Linked DNA regions of Homo sapiens: region 1 is linked to region 2. A link is a contact called in ENCODE Hi-C or POLR2A ChIA-PET data. All regions are on one chromosome and are shown on one strand. Each heading gives the region's core, a stretch centred on a gene start or an enhancer-like site at or near the end of the contact. The rest is flanking DNA. Distances are from core to core; before and after follow the strand shown.

The links. A loop is a pair of places that touch in the nucleus more often than their neighbours do. ChIA-PET counts read pairs that join two places held with the same protein, here RNA polymerase II (POLR2A). Pooled maps may share reads with other maps.
Region 1: a pooled map shows a loop between it and region 2 (3-fold over the local background). The contact joins the promoter of MPHOSPH6 here to the promoter of BCO1 in region 2. A Hi-C loop is called at or near these places in 1 of 50 pooled maps. POLR2A ChIA-PET finds 5 or more read pairs at or near these places in 2 of 52 experiments (A673 and OCI-LY7).

What each region holds. Positions count from the first base shown.
Region 1 is chr16:82,166,581-82,173,028 of GRCh38, reverse strand. MPHOSPH6 (M-phase phosphoprotein 6) reads left to right here and starts at 2,805. Exons shown (of 5, transcript NM_005792.2): 1 at 2,805-2,904. The coding sequence starts at 2,854. RefSeq lists a silencer at 2,670-2,829, a cis regulatory region at 2,876 and an enhancer at 2,804-2,948.
Region 2 is chr16:81,235,945-81,242,359 of GRCh38, reverse strand. It overlaps BCO1 (beta-carotene oxygenase 1), which reads right to left and starts at 3,671. Exons shown (of 11, transcript NM_017429.3): 1 at 3,388-3,671. The coding sequence starts at 3,451.

The DNA.
Region 1 (6,448 bases), core at 1,556-4,055, 930 kb before region 2:
TGAGTGGCAGGTTGAAGAAGGTGAGCTTTATCTCTCAGACAATAACAGATATTGTAAATTTTAGAGTGAAAGAATAACATAATAATGTCAATGTTTCAGAAAAACAAATCAGAACACAGACTGGTACAACAGGGGTCCATAGAGAAGGTGTGGCGCTTCCAGCATCCTTACATGATAGATATATGCTCTTATTTCGCCGGGAATGCTGTTTTCCTCTTCTGAAGCTGACAAGACATGTGTTCATCCTAGTTCAGTCGCCCCTTAGTTTCCCAAGTGCAGAAGGCAGACTGAGTCACTTCTCCCTTCACCTCTACTCTCACAGCAGTTCTTTGAGAATCCCACAGAAAAACCAAACTTATAGAGACAGAAAGTAGTCGTGAGGACCTGAGGAATTAGTGTTTAATGGGAACAAGAGTTTTCATTTTGCAAGATGAAGAGTCCTATGGTGGTAAAAGCAGCATAACAATGTGAATGATTGGTGGGCCTTTTCCCTGATTAACTCCTCTCTACGTTTAGGAGAGTCCTCATTTCCAGGCCAGAATGGTTTAGGTACCCTCGTTGTACCCTTTCATGACCCTCAAACTTTCCTTACCGGGCTCTCATCACAACTGTCATCTACAGCTAATTGTATGGTATATTAGTCTGCTACGGTTACTATAAGAAAACACTACACACTGGGTGCCCTATACAGACTGGTTGTGATTTTCTCACAGTGCTGGAGGCTAGAGGTCTAAGATCAAGGTGTTGGCAGGTTTGGTTTCTCCTGAGAGATTTTTTAAATTTTTTTTATTTTTTTGGCTTTCAGATAGTCTTTCCTTTATGCAAACACAACCTTGGTGTCTGTGTCCAAATTTCCTCTTCTTATGACGACATCAGTCAGACTGGATTAGGGCTCACCCTAAGGGTCTTGTTTTAATCACCTCTTTAAAAAGGACTGTCTCCAAATACATTCACATTCTGAGGCACTGGGAGTTGGAACTTCAACATATGAATTTTGGGGGATGCAATGTGGCTTATGATTAACCTCTACTGTTTCCACTTGTAAAACTTTTAACACGGACTTTGTCTTGTTCATATCTGAGGACCTTTACAGTTGATGCTGTCTTCTGAGCACACTCTACCTCCAACTCTTCATAAAACACGTTTTTCTCAACTTTCAAGCCTTAGCACCATCATCTGACAAGGGCCGTTCCAAACCACCTGGTCTAAAGTAACCCTAAGCGTTACTCTGTCACATCACTGTTTTCTCTCTTTCATAGCAGTCGCCACTTACTTACGTCCAGAATATCAGCTTCAGGAAAGGTGGGGATATGTGTTTTTACACGCTATTATACCCCCGGCATCTCACACACAGTCACAAGTGAATGAGATTCTGTAGCCACTTGGTACATTACAATGATTTTATTTACCCCTGGGAAAACCTAAAGGGCTTTTAACATCCAAATCGGTGTTTGAATTTCAGCTCTAACATGGATTAGCTGTGTGAACACCAAGTGCGTTACCCACTCTGTGTCTCAGAATCCTTAACAACACGATGACAATACCTTCTTTCCGGTTCTTATGGGGATTAAGTGAACTAATTAGCCCTAAGGTGACCAGGTCAACAATCTGACGTAGAACTCATGGTATCAGCCGAGATGCTATTAGCTTGAGGGTGTTCCAAAGCGTCGGACCTGGGAATGGTTTTCGAAAACGTGTTTAGGTGGTACCCAGAGCATTAAACACCAGGGTAGGAACGCTACCCTATTTTCAGTGGTTTTTTAAATTCTTTTTTGTTTTGTTGTTTTGTTTTTGAGACAAAGCCTCACTCTGTAGCCCAGACTGGAGTCCAGTGGCGGGATGTCAGCTCACTGCAGCCTCGACGTCCCGGGTTCCAGTGATTCTCCAGCCTCAGCCTCCCAAGTAGTGGAGACCACAGATCCGTGCCACCACACCCAGCTATTTTTGTTGTATCTTTTGTACATTTTTTGTATATTTTGTATATATTTTTTGTATGTATATTTTGTATATTTTTTGTGTATATATATATATATATATATATATATTTTTTTTTTTTTTTTTTTTTTTTTTTTTTTTGTAGAGGTGGGGTCTCCCTATGTTGCCCCTCGCTATGGTCTTTTCAATTCTTTGGATCAAAACCAGGCTTTGTTCTCATTCATGTGTCTTTGGCACCCATCCCTGCCTCCATCCCTTGCCATTTCTTGAGATTCTTCTGTTTAGCAGAGATCACTCGGCCAGACACGCATCGGCAGCAGCCTGGGAATGAAGCCAGCCTGCCTGGGGCGGCCCCCGCCGCGCTCCCCCGGGACTCCGGGCTGCTGTGAGGAAAGCAGCAACTCGTGGGGTCCTGGTGAAGAGAAAACGACCTGGACCCTGCAAAGCGACCCAGAACAAAGGGAGCCCGCCACCCACGTTATGAAGACAAAACACGTGGGTAACACGGCCCAGGCGGGTGGCAGGCGTGGCGGAAACCTCTCTGAGGCTGGCGAGGACTACTGAGTGTGGAGGGGGTCCCTGAGGAAGGGAGTCCCCGAGGGAGGATGGGCCTCCGAGGGGGCCAGGCCGACGTCCCGGGAAGGCGACCCGCGGCTCGGGGAAGCCAAGTTCTGGGTCGTCCTCTGACTTCGGCTTTTTTGCGGTCTGCCGCGCTCATCCCCGCGCCCGCCACCCCGCGAGCTTACCCGAGCCTCTCAGTCAGCAGAGCGCCCGCTGAGTGGCCGCGCCCGCGCGCAAGACACAGGGGAGGGGCGGGGCGGGGCGGCGCGCACTACGCGAGGGACGCAGCTGCGCACGCGGCTCCGCGCATGTGCGGTGAGGCTCGCGGCCGGAGTGCGGCGCTGGGCGGAAGCTACCATGGCGGCCGAGCGAAAGACAAGGTTGTCCAAGAATCTACTGCGCATGAAGGTGCGGGGACGCTGAGAGCGCCACTCCGGGCGGTAGGGGCACCCGGTCCTTCCAACCTGGCCGGGGCCGAGGCGGCGGGCGGACAAGGGACACCAGAGAGGCCTCAGAGGGCTTCCAGCTCTCGTGCTCATTCATTCACTTAGCGCCTGCTCTGCACTGTTTACTGGGAACCAGCTTACGAATTAGGCCGACTCTCTCAGGAGGCCCGCGGGCGGATGGGAGCTTGAGTACACAGAAGCAGTCAGGGTACAGCTTACCCAGTGCAGTGAGGGTAGAAGCGCTGGGGACCTTGGGGACTCACCGAGCTTCTCGAGAAGTTGTTGCTTACTTATATATGCAATAAATATGATATATGGGAAGTGTAACTCCTTAGCTGGGTAATTTAGGTAAATTCACTTCTTTCTCTGAATATCTCTTTTCCTCATCTTTAAAAAGAAGAGCATTAGGCTACATGAGTTCAAGCTCCTTTTTAATTTTGATAATACTTCTTTTAGTAGAGTTCTTCAGAGAAACAGAATCAACAAGATGTATATGTGTATATATGTGTATGGAGAGAGGGGGTATTTTTAAAACTGGATCACACGACTGTGGAGATGCAAGTCTAAAATCTGCAGGGTGGGCCAGTAGGCTGGAGACCCAGAGAAGTACTCAGTCCAAGTCCAAAGACAGTCTGCTGGCAGAACTCCCTCTTCTTCCAGGGAGAAGAGGGTGAGTCTCGCAGGGTAGTCTCTAGGTTACTGGGAGGGTGGAAGGCACAGCGTCCTAAACTAGGAGAAACTGAGTTCAGAAGTCTGAGAGGCAAGAAAGAAAAAGAAAACCATGGAAATTTCCAAGAATTAGAGACAATTCAGTATGTCTGGAAGGCAAGTACTAAGAAATGGGGTTGCAGAGTAGGCAATGGTCACAACGTGCAGGGAATTTGAGGCCAGATTAAAGATATTTTCCTTTATTTTGTGAGCAATGGAAAGCTATTGAAACGGGGAACAGTATCAAGAAAATGGCAAATATTTATAGTACTAGACAATGATTGAAGTGGTTTGCGTATATTAACCTATGCAATTCACATAATGACACTTTGAGGTGACTACAGGCAGTAACTCTCTTCTTACAGCTAAGGCAACTGAAACAGAAATAAGTAATTTACCCAAAGTTACACAGCTAATAAGTAGTGTAGACAGGACGGGAATTCAGGCAGTCTGGCTCCAGAACCCTGGCTCTTTATTACTACTCTGTACTCTGTGATGCCTGTCACTAAGCACTACTTCTAGAGAGTAGCAAACTGTTACATGTCATGTTTAAAGAGGTGGAATTTCCAAAAGAGGGAAGGAAGCATTCATAATGTTTTGAAAGATAGGCCATTCGCAGTGGCTCATGCCTGTAGTCCCAGCACTTTGAGAGGCTGAGGTAGACAAATCGCTTAAGCCCAGGTGTTTGAGACCATCCTGGGCAACATGGTGAAACCCCATCTCTACAAAAAATACAAAATATTAGCCAGGCCTAGTGGCACGCACCTTTAGTCCCAGCTACTTGGGAGGCTGAGGTGGGAGGATCACTTGAGCTTGGGAGATCAAGGCTGCAGTGAGCTGAGATGGCGCCACTGCACTCCAGCCTTGGTGACACAGGGAGACCCTGTCTCAAAAAAAAAAAAAAAAGAGAGAGAGTAAACATTATATGGGCAAGATTTGAATGGAGTTGAGCTAGGATGGAGTTAGGGATGAATGGGTGAATGAGGGTGGAGGACAAATTGCAGCATAACTTAGAGTTTGTCAAGCACTTTCATGCATATTAGCAAAATTTGAATCTTTACTGAACAGAGTTTGATTTTATGGTTGGTAATAACATTAACTTCAGAGAAGTGGAGTGAATTGGCCAAGCAGATATTGGAAAGATTTTAGCAGTTGTTTTAGCTCTTGGAATAAGCCAGATGATGTACTGGGTGACTCAGGCTCAAACTAAATATCCGAGTTGCAACTAAGAAGAAAGAAATTAACTTAAATGTCCACCCCCACCAAATGGGGAGACTCAACTGGACGTTGGAAGCAAAGGAGAAGGAAAAAGATCACCCACATTCTCTATTTGGTTTAGCAGCTTTGGTCATTGATAAGAAAAAACTTACTGGCAAGATAGCAGGAGACACTGTCTATACTGATAGAACAGAGTATACTGTGAGAAGGCATGGAGTAGCTGCACTTAGGGTGCCTTAACCAGAGCTAAGTCCTATATAGCATGGGTCCCCAACCGCCAGGCCATGGACCAGCACCAGTCCATGACCTGTAAGGAACAGGCTGCACAGCAGGAAGTGAGCAGCGGGCAGGCAAGCGAGCGAAACTTCATCTGTATTTACAGCTGTTCCCCATAGCTTGCATTACCACCTGAGCTCCGCCTCCTGTCAGATCAGTGGCAGAATCCTAGATTCTCCTAGGATCAGAAACCCTACTGTGAACTGTGCATATGAGGGATCTACCTTGCGCTCTACTTACGAGAATCTAATGCCTGATGATCTGTCATTGTCTCCCATCACACCCAGATGGGACTGTCTAGTTTCAGGAAAACAAGCTCAGGTCTTCCACTGATTCTTCATTGTGGTGAGTTGTATAATTATTTCATGACATATTATAATATAATAATAGAAACAAAGTGCACAATAAATGTAATGCACTTGAATCATCCCTAAACCATCTACCCTTCCCCTCTCCACCACCCGTGGAAAAATTGTCTTCCAGGAAGCCCATCCCTGGTGCCAAAAAGGTTGGGGACCACTTTTTAGGCAAGTATAAGAGGGTTGAGGATTTAATCCTGACTCACTTCAATGCCTCTGACTTGGTCAGCCATTGCAGGGTGATCCTAATGGGAAGAAGAAAAAGAAGGATGTGGATGGAAGGTCTTCCAGTATGGAATGGTTGTAGAGGGTGCTTATTTGTGATTTTGGCACTGTTAGACTCTCAGAACAGGGCTTGGCAAACTTTCTGTAAAGGACCATATGATAAATATTTTGGTCTTATGAGCCAGACAGTCTCTGTTACAACTACTCAGCTCTGCCAGTGTTGTTCAAGACCGAATGACCATGGTTGTGTACCAGTAAAACTTTATCGACGACAACAGACATCTAGCCTGAGGACTGTATTATGCTGATGCCTGCTCTGAGTCCTCACTAGTTTTGGAATGTGTTCTGAAATGCTCTAGAGTAGGAGAATCGAACTTGTACCTAAGTCTGGAGGTGCTTGATTCATATTCACAGGGAGTTCTGTCCTTTCTATGTGTACAGAACATATGTATATGGCTGTTGTATACCAAAAGAATAGGTACATGACTAAATGGGAGAAAAAAGGGCAGTTGGGCAGTATTGATGAGTTTTACCACGAGGAATATTAGTGATGAAATGAGGCATCTGCATTTAAAGAAAACCATCCCAGAAAGAGAATCTGGAAAAATAAGATAGGTCTAGGTTCATTTCCATTCAGAGAACTTTCACTGAGTGAGCTCTTTTGTGTACCAGGGGTGCCGCCTAAGTACCAATGATACAAGATGAACAAGAGTCATGGTC
Region 2 (6,415 bases), core at 2,422-4,921:
GTGTGGTGGTGGGTGCCTGTAATCCCAGCTACTGGGGAGGCTGAGGCAGGAGAATCGATTGAACCTAGGAGGAGGAGATTGCAGTGAGCCGAAGATTGCGCCATTGCACTCTTGCCTGGGCGACAGAGTGAAACTCCGCCTCAAAAAAAAAAAAAAAAAAAAAAAAAGACAGCCAAGTCTCTTGCCTTGGGCACCTACATAATCGTGGCGCCAGGCACAGGCACCCAGGGCACAGGAGAGGGGGCAGGCTTGAGAAAGAGCAGGGAGAGAGGCATCTGAGAATATAATTAAAGCCCTAGATAGGACAAGAACACTTACATGCATTCATACACCAGCCACTGTGTTCTAGGTGGATTAAACCACTTAATCGTTGCAGCAACCCTATGTGGGAGGTGCCAGGCTACATTCATCAAACAGAAAAGAACACTGAGGCAGGAAATGCTTAAGTTGCCAAAGAGGTCTCAGAACACACGTGTGTCGGCACAGCCAGTTACAAAGCCAAAACCTTTGCATGTGCTCCCTGCATGGACGTGTCAACCCAGGCACAGTTTTTAGTTAGCTGTTTGCCCATGGATGTCACCAACTGATTAGGCTCAACCCAGGCCTGGACGGAGAGTCAGGAGGCCTGTTCTCTGCAGGCTGCCTGGCCTTGGCAAGTCACTGCCCCTCTGCCTCAGTTTCCCATCTGTCAATAGGGAGGCTTGATGTAGAGGAATGGTTCTTACCTTTGGAATCGCCTGAGGGCTTGTGAACACACAGCTTGCTGAGCTCCACCCCCCAAGTGTCTGACCCCGTGGGTCTGGGTAGGGCCCAAGGATGTTTATTTCTACCCAGCACCCAGGTGATGCTTATGCTGCAGGTCCGGGGCCACCCCTTTGAGAACCGCTGCTGATCTTTGGGGCTCACTCAGCCTCTCGTGTTCTAGAATTCATGTTTTCTAACATTTCCAAGGATTTCATGCAGTCATTAAACATGAGGTGTAAAGGGTACAAAATATTCCAGGGCACGAAAAGGTAGGTATCATAGGTGCCTTTTTGTTTTCTTTTGGAGACAGAGTCTCACTCTGTTGCCCAGGCTGGAGTACAGTGGTGCGATCTTGGCTCACTACAACCTCTGCCTCCTGGGTTCAAGTGATTCTCATGCCCAGTCTCCTGAGGAGCTGGGCTTATAGATATGCACCACCATGCCTGGCTAATTTTTGTATTTTTATTTAAAATAAAATTTCAGGCCGGGCATGGTGGTTCACGCCTATAATCCCAGCACTCTGGGAGGCCAACACGGGCGGATCAACTGAGGTTGGGAGTTTGCGACCAGCCTGACCAACATGGAGATACCCTGTTTCAGCTAAAAATACAAAATTAGCCGGGTGTGGTGGTGCATGCCTGTCATTCCAGCTATTTGGGAGGCTGAGGCAGAAGAATCGCTTGAACCCAGGAGGCAGAGGTTGTGGTGAGCCGAGATCGCGCCATTACACTCCAGCCTGGGCAACAAGAGTGAAACTCCTTCTCAAAAAAAAAAAAAAATTAAAATTAAATGCATTGAAAGTAATGGCAAAAACCGCGATTATTTTTGCACCAACCAAATAATAAAGACAGTGTTTCACCATACCAGGTTGGCCAGGCTGGGGTGCCTGGTTTTTTTTTATTTATTTATTTTTGAGACAGGGTCTCACTCTTGCCAAGGCCAGAGTGCAGTGGCACGATCTCAGCTCACTGCAACCTCTGCCTCCGGGGTTCAAGCAATTCTACTACCTCATCCTCCTGAGTAGCTGGGACTACAGGTGCATGCCACCACCCCTGGCTAATTTGTGTATTTTTAGTAGAGAGGGATTTCGCCATGTTAGCCAGGCTGGTCTCAAACTCCTGGCTTCAAGTGATCCACCCTCTTTGGCCTCCGAAAGTGCTGGGACCACAGGCGTGAGCCACCGCACCTGGCCGTGGGGTGTCTTTTTAAAAAATAAAATATGTACAGATGAACAGTCAAATTGAGAAAAAAAATAAAAATGTAATAGTATACATTTGCTTTTTGAAAAACTGTTTACAAATATAGTAATCTATCAATTGATCTACCTATGTTTTAAAAAGTTAAAGGAAATAGACCCAAATATTAATAGTGGTTAAGAGATTTCAAAATACAGCTGATTTTATTTCCTTCCATGTTCTCATTTGCACTCCTAATTAATTTATATATAATTTAATATACATACAGCTATATATATATACAGATTGATAGCTATAGATTGTGCCTTACCTTTGTAACCAGGAAAATATATACATAAAAGCTATTTTTTTTTTGTTTCAAAAGACTCCCAAGGCAATTGCTCAGTTGAAAAGCTTCAATCTGATGTTCTCACGAAAATCACTCACAGTTGTCCTCTCCTTATGAACAATTCCAGTCCATCTAGCAGATGAAAATGCCTGCAGGCCTGAGCTGACTCAGCTGTTCTTAAAACTGAGCGAGCACCACTCTGGGGACCCGGGAGTCCAGAACCAGGAACTGCCCTTTAGAGTCGAAATGGTACCAGGAAAGTGGCAACTCAAAAGAGGAGGAAAAAGAGATATAAAAGATTAAGCGAAACACAGAGCCTCTAAAGGATAGAAGGTCCTACTCCTATAGGCTCTGCAGGAGCTCACACCTGTGAGTTCCTGAGAGAAAATCACATCAGACTCTGCAATCCCCTGCAAGTGTGCGTGGTGGATGTGCATGCGTGGGAGCTCATGCACGCCCCTCTAAGCATTTTGAAACTAATTTAGAATGCATACATTTGCACAAATACATCATGCATCTGAGACAGGCAGCAGTTTGCAGATTAATCCCATTGTCTATGTACCCACTGGGGCATTCCAATGCTTTTTTCCTGGGAACAGTGAGACTGACTCTCCTCCCTTTGCAAACGGAGTTATAATGTGTAAAAGAATACCTAGATTTTCACAGAAAATGTGTCCCCTCTCTGTACTGTTTTCCAGACTTTCCAAAAGTAATTTACAATTAGTATTACTTATATCATCAGGAAAAAATAGTGTCCATCTAAACACAAGGAAGAAGCCAGGTGCAGTGGCTCACCCCTGTAATCCTAGCACTTTCGGAGGCCGAGGTGGGTGGATCACTTGAGGCTAGGAGTTCGAGACCAGCCTGGCCAACATGCTGAAACCCCGTCTCTACTAAAAACACACAGATTAGCCGGGCTTGGTGGTGGGTGCCTGTAATCTCAGCTACTCGGGAGGCTGTGGTGGGAGGATCGTTTGAACCCAGGAGGCAGAGGTTGCAGTGGGCCGAGATCAAGCCACTGGACTCCAGCCCGGGCGACAGAGCGAGACTCCGCCTCAAAAAAAAAAAAAATAATAAAATAAATAGAAGAAAGAGCCCAGTGTTTATCAGAATGCTCACCTGTCACTTTGGCCCTCACAGGCTCCAGCTGTTCTTTCCTATTCCTGCCAAATATTATATCCATTGCTCAGGGTGCCGAGGGAGATCGATTTTAACAGCAAACAGGTGCTCCTCTGTGTTCACAGGAGATGCTGCTCCCTCCTCCTGCGTTTCCTTCCTGCTCTCCTGCTCCTTCCCTCCTTCACATCTCTGTCTCTCCTGATGCCGTTTCTGCCTTTGCTTTTTCCTTTTTGGCTGGCTCTCACTTGTCCCTCTCCAAGAGCCCTGGATCTCTTTACATTCACAAGGGAAGCTGCGCTGGCGTTACTTATAAGATGTTTGGTTAAAGGTTAATTTCCAAGCCATGTGTCATAGCTAATCTTTAATCCTCTTATTGTTCCCTCAGCTTTCCCTCTCCAGTTTCACTTTTGACTTAACCAAAAAAAAAAAAAAGCTTGCTTCAGACTAGGTTCTAAATAAGCAGAGAGAATTCCGTGCCTGCTGTTATGTTGCCCGACGTAATCCAAGAGCTGGAGTTGTTTATGATCAGAACAAGAAGAGATGCTGGGAATCAGAGGTGCTGGGAATTAGGAGAAACTTGAGCTAAGCTCTGTGATCACTGAATGTCTGCTGCACAGCAGGGAACCCCTTCAGCAGAGACGGGAAAGGTTTTACATTTTGTTTTGTTTTTAGTAAAGGCCCCGATGCTCCCCTCTAATAATCATACATAAAGAGCCACTTAATTCATTATTTTCTTTTTGGAAGAAGGAGACATAAAATGTTTCATGTACCTATTTAAAAAATAACGAACGGGAACCAAAGGCTTTTCTCAGAAACTATAAAGAATAGTAAAAAAGACGGGCCAGGAGTGGTGGCTCATGCCTGTAATCCCAGAACTTTGGGAGGCCATGGTTGGCGGGTCACTTGAGGTCAGGAGTTCGAGACCAGCCTGGCCAACACGGCGAAATCCTGTCTCTACTAAAAATACAAAAATTATCCAGGCGTGGTGGAAGACGCCTGCAATCCCAGATGCTAAGGAGGCTGAGGCAGGAAAATCGCTTGAACCTGTGAGGCAGACATTGCAGTAAGCTGAGATGGCACCACTGCACTCCAGCCTCGGCCACAGAGTGAGACTCTGTCTCAAAAAATAAATAAGTAAACAGAATAGTTAAAAAGAAACTTCAACTTCCTGGCCTATCAAGAGGGCAAAACAATGCCTGAATTTGATCTGAGCTTCCCTATTATTCGTGTATCTTCGTGTGTTGCCATTGCCTGAAATTCGTATTCAACTTGCTATATGCACTGATTGAAGTTAATGAACTCATCTTAACGTATTTTGCTTAAAGAAAGAACCAGTCATTTGCTCTGTGGGTAGAGTAAGAAAAGGCAGTGGCACTGGCCTTTATGCAACCCAGCTGAGAATAATGATGGTCCGGTCTGGGCTGAGAGCACATGCCAGCACCTTGGGCCGTTCATTCCTGACAGCTGTGTGGTCTGGCTGTGCTTCCGCCCTGGCACACATTGGAATCACCTGATTGGCAGTACTAAATGTATCAGTGCTGGGCCTCACTCCAGACCCACTGACGCAGAATCTCTGAAGGTGGATCTCAGCCATCAGTTTTTTTTTTTTATGTTGGCCGGGTGTAGTGGCTCACACCTGTAATCCTAGCACTTTCGGAGGCCAAGGCGGGAGGATCACTTGAGCCCAGGAATTAAGACCAGCCTAGGCAACATATTGAGGCTCCGTCTCTACCAAAAAAAATTAGCTGGGCATGGTGGTGCGTGCCTGTAGTCCCAACTACTTGGGAGGCTGAGGTGGGAGGATCACTTGAGTCTGGGAGGTTGAGGCTGCAGTGAACTGTGATAGCAGCACTGGACTCCAGCCTGGGCAACAAAGCAAGCCCTTATCTCAAAAATAAAACATACGGAGGCAGAGGCGGGCGGATCACGAGGTCAGGAGATCAAGACCATCCTGGCTAACACCGTGAAACCCCGTCTCTACTAAAAATACAAAAAATTAGCCGGGCGTGGTGGCAGGTGCCTGTAGTCCCAGCTACTCGGGAGCCTGAGGCAGGAGAATGGCGTGAACCCAGGAGGCAGAGCTTGCAGTGAGCCGAGATCGCGCCACTGCACTCTAGCCTGGGCGACAGAGCAAGACTCCGTCTCAAAATAATAATAATAATTAAAAAAATAATAAAAAGTACCTACATGTGTGCAGCAGGAGTTGAGAAGACCTGACCCAGAGGAAAGATGCTACATGCCTGAGTTGAAACTAAATTTAAATTATAGCTGATTGGCTAGGCATGGTGGCTCATGCTTATAATCCCATCACTTTGGGAGGCCAAGGCAGGCAGATCACCTGAGGTCAGGAGTTCAAGACCTACCTGGCCAACATGGTGAAACCTCGTTTCTACTAAAAATACAATACAAAAATTAGCTGGGCATGGTGATGGGCACCTGTAATCCCAGCTACTCAAGAGGCTGAGGCAGGAGAATCACTTGAAACCAGGAGGTGGAGGTTGCAGTGAGCCAAGATGGTGCCACTGTACTCCAGCGTGGGTGACAGAGTGAGACTCCAACTCAGAAAAAAAAAAATTGCAGCTCATCCTTTTATATTTTTTGAGATGGAGTCTCGTTCTGTCACCCAGGCTGGAGTGCAGTGGCGTGATCTTGGCTCACTGCAGTCTCTGCCTTCCGGGTTCAAGCGATTCTTCTGCCTTATCCTCCCAAGCAGCTGGGATTACAGGTGCCTGCCACCATCCCCAGCTAATTTTTGTATTTTTAGTAGAGATGGGGTTTCACCATATTGGCCGGGCTGCTCTGAAACCCCTGACCTCAAGTGATCCACCCGCCTTGGCCTCCCAAAGTGCTGGGGTTAGAGGCGTGAGCCATCGCGCCTGGCCAGCTCGTCCATTTTCTGTGTGTCTGGGCCATTCTACCCTCTTTGAGCCTCCTTTTTTTCAACTATAAAGTGAGGCATAACGATATTAGCACCTCAAGCCTATTGTATAGGGTCTAGCAAAAGCACCTGGTCTCAGACAGTTACCAA